Regions from separate parts of the Homo sapiens genome. Here regions 1 and 2 are each linked to region 3. A link is a contact called in ENCODE Hi-C or POLR2A ChIA-PET data. All regions are on one chromosome and are shown on one strand. The core of a region is the stretch at or near the end of the contact, and the rest is flanking DNA. Distances in the headings are between cores, read along the strand shown.

Region 1 (2,700 bases), core at 8-2,507, 220 kb before region 3:
GAAACAGAGGTTCAAAGAGGTTTAAATAACTTGCCCATGATCATACCATTATTCAGATATTGGCCGGGCGCGGTGGCTCACGGCTGTAATCCCAGCATATTGGGAGGCCCAGGCAGGCAGATCATGAGGTCAGGAGATCGAGACCATCCTGGCTAACGCGGTGAAACCCCGTCTCTGCTAAAAAAATACAAAAAATTAGCTGGGCATGGTGGCGAGAGCCTGTAGTCCCAGCTACTCGGGAGGCTGAGGCAGGAGAATGGCTTGAACCCAGGAGGTGGAGCTTGCAGTGAGCTGAGATTGCACCACTGCGCTCCTGGGCGACAGTGGGAGACTCCGTCTCAAAAATAAATAAATAAATAAAAATAAAAATAAAAATAAAAATAGCTATAACAATGATATTTTCAAGTTATTAATGCTTTTTAATGTACCAGACAATTTATACAGAATATTTCTAACCATCATGACAACCCTAAAAGTAAATATTATTGCTGTTTTACAGATTGGGAAACAGAGTTTCAAAGAGGTTTAAATAACTTGCCTATGATCATACAATTATTCAGATATGCTAACCCCAAAATCTATCCTCTCTCTTTTTCTTTTTTTGAGACAGAGTCTCGCTCTGTCACCCAGGCTGGAGAGCATGATCTCTGCTCACTGTAACCTCGACCTCCTGGGTTCAAGTGATTCTCCTGCCTCTGCCTCCTGAGTAGCTGGGATTACAGGCAGGCAGCACCACGCCTGGCTAATTTTTGTATTTTTAGTAGAGATGGGGTTTCACCATGTTGGCCAGGCTGGCCTCGAACTCCTGACCTCAGGTGATCCGCCCACTTTGGCCTCCCAAAGTGCTAGGATTACAAGCATTAGCCACTGTGCCCGGCTGTACTTTTTCTACTGCACTTGGCTTCTTCTCATGTGAGCAAGATTCAGGACAAGTCTTTCCAAGGGCTTGGAGAAAATATAGAAGGTGGAAGAGAATAGGTTTCAGCTTGGGTCAGTGGGATATTTCTTTTTTTTTTACTTCCTTTTTCTCTACTTCCTATCATCCCTTCTTTTCTTCCTTTTTTCAGTTAATAAAAAATGACACAATTAATAACAAAGCTAGCAGAAGCCCTAGACTTGGCTCCTTGCCATATTTAAAAACCAAGTTCCACCCATATACAATTATGACTGCTGACAATAAAGTCCCAACCCAGAATGAATCAGCACAGAGAAAAATCAAAAGAGGGCAGGGCTGGGGCTTGGTACTCAGAGTTAGCCCCAAAGTTATGAGTCAGAGACTTCTCAGAATAACCTCCCTGCCAAATTAATCCCAGGCCAGGGCTTGCCAAGGTGCAGCTGGTTTCACAAATTCCAGTGGACTAAAGTGGACTTCCCTGGGGGAAAAGGGCAGTGCTAATGTGCCAGAGAGAGACAGACTGGATAGGTGAGTGGTATTATGGTCATTGACCAAACTACCAAACTTCATTCTACTCTAGCAGAAACAATCCTAAGGCCACATAGATGGAAATGCACCTGTTCAATTCTGCTCATCACTGTATTCAAGAACTCAGGAAAGATGTGTATAATGCATCCAAAATGAAGGGACATATTTATTTATATTGTTAAATAATATCTGCAACATGAACTAGCCAAAAATAAAATATCGATGCAATTAGTGCATGCTGTACTAAAAACAATGATATCGGTTTGTAGAGGCTTAAACCAAATAGAAAAGTCTTGTCAAAAGTGTCTCCTTGGTCCAGGTTTGCTCCATCTTCTCTAGGTCAACCTCTTTCTCTGAATCTGAACTTCATGAGTAAATACTGTAGTCGGGGAGGGTCAGGATCACCTTGTACTGCAAACCCAGACAGACCTAGGCTCCTGTAGGTCTCAATAATCTGCATTTATTTCTTTCAAAAGACAAACCAGAAATGTTCCCCTCACCCAGATCCTCCTAGAGAAAGAAAAAGAAGTTGTGCATTCATGCTATATGAAAAGAGAACAGGAATTTAGAATCATAAAGACCTGGAAAAAGGCCGAGCGTGGTGGCTCACACCTGTAATTCCAGCACTTTGGGAGGCCGAGGCGGGTGGATCACTTGAGGTCAGAAGTTCAAGACTAGCTAGGCCAACATGGTGAAACCCTGTCTGTACTAAAAATACAAAAAAATTAGCTGGGCCTGGTGGTGGGTGCCTGTAATCCCAGCTACTTGAGAGACTGAGGCAGAAAAGTTGCTTGAACCCAGGAGGCAAAAGTTGCGGTGAGCTGAGATCACACCACTGCACTCCAGCCTGGGAGACAGAGCAAGACTTTGTCTCAAAAAAAAAAAAAAAGACCTGGAAATGAACTGAGCATGATGGCTCATACCTGTAATCTCAGCATTTTGGGAAGCCAAGGCAGGAGGATCACTTGAAGCCAGGAGTTCAAGACTAGCATGGAAAGTATAGTTGAGACCCCAACTCTACAAAAAAAAAAAAAAAAAAAATAGAATAAAATTAGCTAGGCATGATTGCATTCCTGTGGTCCCAACTATTGGGGAGACTGAGGTGGGAGGATTGCTTGAGCCCAGGAGATCAAGGCTGCAGTGAGCCATGATTGCACTATTGCATTCCAGCCTGGGGGCAGAGTGAGACTGTCTTGAAAAAAAAAAAAATCTGGAAATGAGTTCCCCAACTCTAAGACTTCCCTGCTGCTTGGGCTTTGAACAGCGTATTCATCTAT
Region 2 (2,700 bases), core at 116-2,615, 140 kb before region 3:
ACATATGCTGTGAACACACGCCTTCATTTTCTGACTGAATTGGGAGAAGAGGGAGGAAAGGAGTTTGTCTTGGGTCTTGGCCTTATTGTAGGGAGCTTTTCTATCATAGTTCACTTTGCTTTATTCTGCCCTTTAAGAAGATATTCACAGTCTTTGGGAACAACGAATAGAGTTCTGGTCAATTTGGCTTTAGTTAAGAAGGTGACTCTGTTATCCTCTCCCTAGGGATGATTATGAAATCTTATTTTGCACAGTTAGGGCTGGGTAAGCCTAGGATAGTACAAGCTATTGGACAGAACATTTGTTAAAAATATTTTTAGGCTGGGCGCGGTGGCTCATGCCTGTAATCCCAGCGCTTTGGGAGGCTGAGGTGGGCGGATCACGAGGTCAGGAGTTCGAGACCAGCCTGGCCAGCATGGTGAAACCCCGTCTCTACTAAAAATACAAAAATTAGCTGGGCATGGTGGCAGGTGCCTGTAATCCCAGCTACTCAGGAGGCTGAGGCAGGAGAATTGCTTGAACCCAGGAGGCGGAGGTTGCAGTGAGCCGAGATCGTGCCACTGCACTCCAGCCTGGGTGATAGAGCAAGATTCTGTCTCAAAAAAAAAAAAAAATATATATATATATAATATAAAATATACATATATAATATACATAATATATATTATATAATATATATAATATATATTATATTATATATAATATATATTATATTATATATAATATATATTATATATATATTTATTTCTAGCATGAGAATGATGAAACTCTTCTTAAAACATTTTATTTTCTTTTTCCAAATAGTTGTTTCTAACTATAAAACTAAAACATGTTTATTACAGAAACGTTTGGAAATTACCACAAGTATGAAGAAAAAACTTTCTTCCCCTATCATTGCCATCCTGATTTTGGCTCAGCAACACTTTTAATTTTGTGCAATTGAAATAGGGACTCTGGACCACTTAGTTTCTTGGAATAATTTTTGGATCTACTGAAGGATTCAGGCCTTTTAAAAAATATTTCTCTTGAGAAGGGAAAAGGATGGGAACTCACATTTGATGAGCATCTATTGTGAGCTAGGCCTTGTATCCCAGAAAGCTCTGTGAAGCATTAAAATTACATTAAAATAGCATGAAAAATTTGTTTCCTCTCTTCATCCTCCCTAACTCCCTGCTTTTTTTAGGCTTGGGTTAAATAATTTGCCCAGTGTCACTCAGCTAGTATGTGGTAGGTTTGAAAAGTTGGGGAAAACTTAAGTATCATTCAGTTAAAATTGTTAACCTGTGTCTTATTTCATGGTTTAAGAAAGATAGTTCTCCCCCCACCCCCCAACACAGTTTTCTGGCTTCTGTGGTCTTCCTTTTATTTTCTATCAGATTTAGAAGTCCCAAGATCCCCTTATGTCCTACTCAAATTAAGACTTGTTTCTCTTCTCCTTTCTGTATTGTGCTTTCAACTCTGAGGCCCTGTTTTAGCTTTGGTGTTTATTAGCTGAATAAAAAGATAAAGTGAGAGAGCTTAGAGTTTTAATAGGGAACATTTCTTGAATTGGATTGATTTCATCATCAATTTTACTTTCTTAAGTATTAACTAATTACTAGCTGTGGATTCCCAGGCAAGTCCACTCACTTTCTTCATCTGTAAAATGAACTACCTACTCAGCAAGGATCCTTCTGTGGTGTATCAGCATTCCTTATTATTATTATTTGTTTTTGTTAGTAGAACCATGAAATAAATTTCTGGCGATATGGGCACAGAGTATTTGCAGTTGTAACACAATGGTAAGTATCTATATCTAAACATAGAAAAGGTACAGTATAAATACAGCATTATAATCTTATGTGACCGACTGCTGTCTTATATGCGGTTCGTGGTTGACTGGAAAGTCATTTTGTGGTACATGACTGTATTTGCATTTGTGTCAGTGGGTAAAAAGCACTGGTTTCATGTAAAAAAAAAAAAGTGTGTGTGTGTGTGTGTGTGTGTAGGGTATTTGTGATTCTGGAGCCTGATTTTTCCTTCTTCATTTAGGAGGTATTTATGACTGTCAAGGCTACTTGACTGCCAGAACTTGCCATTGATGTGCTCACTTCATCAAATGGCATAGCTTATTCTAATCTGTTGTTTATTTTGTTGCCATAGTAACCTTTTTGAAAACAGAAAGGTGGTTGATATGTTTGTACAGGAATTCAGGGCCTTTCCCCTGATTGACATCTGCTGGCAGGAATTTTTATCCTAGTGATTCGGGCTAAGGCTTGGGGCTATAATGAGTACAAAGGGAGGTGGGATATTTGGACAGTTTGAAGCAGACTTCTTTATATTAATCCACTCTATTAATTGCTAAATTATTTTATTTAGTGATTTAGGGCTTTCCACTCGAGCCAGCTACTTGTTATATGAATTATATTTATTCCTGACAGGTGTTATGCTTGGGTTCAACATTTAGAACTCAGGCTAGAGTGGAGCACGTTGCTGCTACCTCAGGCTTATTCAGACAGACAAAATAGAAAACAATGAAAGGTGGCCCCTTCCAGATTTCACCTTAGTACATTTGGACTAGTGAACTAGGATGAGCAATAAAAGGTAGTTGAGGAGGTGTGGAAATGAAATCCTAAAGGCAATAAAAAGTAAAATGTTTTCACATCTCTTATTCTAGTGCCAGTGAACCTTTGACTTGGTTGCAGAACGAATCTACATGGG
Region 3 (2,700 bases), core at 60-2,559:
CTCAACAATTTCATGAAAAATCAATCTCAGCTGACTGTGCCAAGGACAAAGCACTTCAGCTAAGTAATTCACCGGGTGCATCCTCTGCCTTTCTTAAGGCAGAAACTGAACATAACAAGGAAGTGGCCCCACAAGTCTCACTGCTGACTCAAGGTGGGGCTGCCCAGAGCCTGGTGCCACCAGGAGCAAGTCTGGCCACAGAGTCAAGGCAGGAAGCCTTGGGGGCAGAGCACAACAGCTCCGCTCTGTTGCCATGTCTGTTGCCAGATGGGTCTGATGGGTCCGATGCTCTTAACTGCAGTCAGCCTTCTCCTCTGGATGTTGGAGTGAAGAACACTCAATCCCAGGGAAAAACTAGTGCCTGTGAGGTGAGTGGAGATGTGACGGTGGATGTTACAGGGGTTAATGCTCTACAAGGTATGGCTGAGCCCAGAAGAGAGAATATATCACACAACACCCAAGACATCCTGATTCCAAACGTCTTGTTGAGCCAAGAGAAGAATGCCGTTCTAGGTTTGCCAGTGGCTCTACAGGACAAAGCTGTGACTGACCCACAGGGAGTTGGAACCCCAGAGATGATACCTCTTGATTGGGAGAAAGGGAAGCTGGAGGGAGCAGACCACAGCTGTACCATGGGTGACGCTGAGGAAGCCCAAATAGACGATGAAGCACATCCTGTCCTACTGCAGCCTGTTGCCAAGGAGCTCCCCACAGACATGGAGCTCTCAGCCCATGATGATGGGGCCCCAGCTGGTGTGAGGGAAGTCATGCGAGCCCCGCCTTCAGGCAGGGAAAGGAGCACTCCCTCTCTACCTTGCATGGTCTCTGCCCAGGACGCACCTCTGCCTAAGGGGGCAGACTTGATAGAGGAGGCTGCCAGCCGTATAGTGGATGCTGTCATCGAACAAGTCAAGGCCGCTGGAGCACTGCTTACTGAGGGGGAGGCCTGTCACATGTCACTGTCCAGCCCTGAGTTGGGTCCTCTCACTAAAGGACTAGAGAGTGCTTTTACAGAAAAAGTGAGTACTTTCCCACCTGGGGAGAGCCTACCAATGGGCAGTACTCCTGAGGAAGCCACGGGGAGCCTTGCAGGATGTTTTGCTGGAAGGGAGGAGCCAGAGAAGATCATTTTACCTGTCCAGGGGCCTGAGCCAGCAGCAGGTAAGCAAAACATAATACAAAATTAACAGTCTGAGAAGCAGATTCCCTTAAGAGTCACTGTGGTGTCCTGGTAAAAATATAGGCATCTTTGTTGTTTTGAGGCCTTGCACTCATTGGGTAGGTAGCCAAGTTAATAGTCACCACCATCAGGAGGGGCACGTCATCTCAGGGTTGGACAGATTTTGCTTCCTGTATTGTAGACTTACTGCTTGGTTGCTTAAGCTTATAAACACTCCTGTCTCATTCTGGAGTGGTTGCAACTTTGCAAACCTAGAAAACAATGCCTAGATCACAGGTACTCTAAAGTGGTGAAAGAATTTAGCAGATGTTTTTATTCACATGGCTTAATCCTTTTCTCTAGTACCATAGAAAACAGTGCCAAAAAGCTGTGTTTTATCTACAAGCCTGAAACTCCCTTCCTCCCCTATCATCCTAGTCTGTATTCTGAGCAAATTTAGAGTCAGAGTGGTTTCATGAACAGCTGTAAGTATTGTTCTGAGCTGACTTCCCAACATCCAAAATGGTGGTATTAGGTCATTGGTGGTTTTTTGTTTGTTTGTTTTTGTTTTTTTTGGGCTAGGGGTGTTGTTGACGGGGAACTCCTTCCTTTTCCTGCTTGGGGAGTGGACCTCTAGTTCCATTGCCTGTTGCTTTTGGGCAGCAGTCTGAGAATTCAAGACCCTGCACAGTGCAGGGGATAGGATGCAGGATTTCCGCCCAAGCCCAGTCTGCTGAGCTGCTGTCACAGGGCAGACCTTGTGTCTGCTTTATCTTGGTGAAGCAGCTGCACTGAGCAGATTGCTCACACAGCAGCCTGTTCCATCTGTGGGTAACCATGTTCCGAGGCAGCAAAGAGAAACCGCTATTGCTCCGTGGAAATAAACTATCTGAATAAAACTTCTTAACGGGGGTTGAGGCTGAAGCTGAAACGGGAGTCGGACACGATCTTGGCTCCTGAAGTCTTTAAAGGTCAGTTTGATGCACACTTCTATACCACCACCTGTTACCAGCTGTAGACAGAAGACCTATCTCCATGCTTGCCCCTAGGCTTTTGTAGGTAAGAAGCAGCCTGTTTTGTCTTTATTGTTTATTTTTGCTGTTCTTTTCAATTTTTGAAAATCCCTTTACACATATGTATTAAGAATGTGGGGGAGGGTTATGGAGAGAAATGAATCAATGGAGCAAAAGAAGTTGCTTTGGAAGAAGCGCAATTTAAATACAGTGGTTATTTTCCCTGGTAAAGGGCTTTTAGCCGTTTATAATCTTTTTCCTCCCCAGTTGAGGGATTTAAGGAATCCGAGGTAGAATTTTTGATGACTTTAGCTTTTTAGTTTTATTAATGTTTTGGATTGTTAGTGATAGATACTTGCTGGCTGTTGTCTCAGGATTTAAATGAGGTCTCTAATTTTTAAAAAAAGCCACAACAACAAGTCTATTTTGGGGGCCCTGGCAGGTTGGCATTTCAGAAGAATGGGAGTGGCTGTAAGCTGATGCCTGGTGATGTTCTTTTCATTTCGGTGCTGCGTCCTTGGCCACATG

What was found. A loop is a pair of places that touch in the nucleus more often than their neighbours do. ChIA-PET counts read pairs that join two places held with the same protein, here RNA polymerase II (POLR2A). Pooled maps may share reads with other maps.
Region 1: a map of aorta shows a loop between it and region 3 (2.7-fold over the local background). The contact joins two enhancer-like sites. A Hi-C loop is called at or near these places in 1 of 168 maps with a recorded cell type or tissue (aorta) and 6 of 50 pooled maps. POLR2A ChIA-PET finds 5 or more read pairs at or near these places in 1 of 52 experiments (BJ).
Region 2: a loop to region 3 is called in a pooled map, with 5 times the contacts of the local background. The contact joins two enhancer-like sites. A Hi-C loop is called at or near these places in 3 of 37 single-sample maps with no recorded cell type and 6 of 50 pooled maps. POLR2A ChIA-PET finds 5 or more read pairs at or near these places in 1 of 52 experiments (activated T-cell).

The regions. Positions count from the first base shown.
Region 1 is chr15:85,356,899-85,359,598 of GRCh38, forward strand. No RefSeq gene overlaps it. Among named protein-coding and RNA genes, the nearest start is that of MIR7706, 22 kb to the right of the region's middle. Within about 2 kb of position 1,258, at least 12 of the 41 ENCODE cell types and tissues checked have a DNase peak (open chromatin) inside an H3K27ac peak, as active enhancers do.
Region 2 is chr15:85,441,811-85,444,510 of GRCh38, forward strand. The region is part of intron 1 of AKAP13 (A-kinase anchoring protein 13); the gene reads left to right. Among named protein-coding and RNA genes, the nearest start is that of AKAP13, 63 kb to the left of the region's middle. Within about 2 kb of position 1,366, at least 8 of the 41 ENCODE cell types and tissues checked have a DNase peak (open chromatin) inside an H3K27ac peak, as active enhancers do.
Region 3 is chr15:85,580,947-85,583,646 of GRCh38, forward strand. It overlaps AKAP13 (A-kinase anchoring protein 13), which reads left to right. Exons shown (of 37, transcript NM_007200.5): 7 at 1-1,161. Among named protein-coding and RNA genes, the nearest start is that of LINC02883, 180 kb to the right of the region's middle. RefSeq lists a silencer at 432-726. Within about 2 kb of position 1,310, at least 33 of the 41 ENCODE cell types and tissues checked have a DNase peak (open chromatin) inside an H3K27ac peak, as active enhancers do.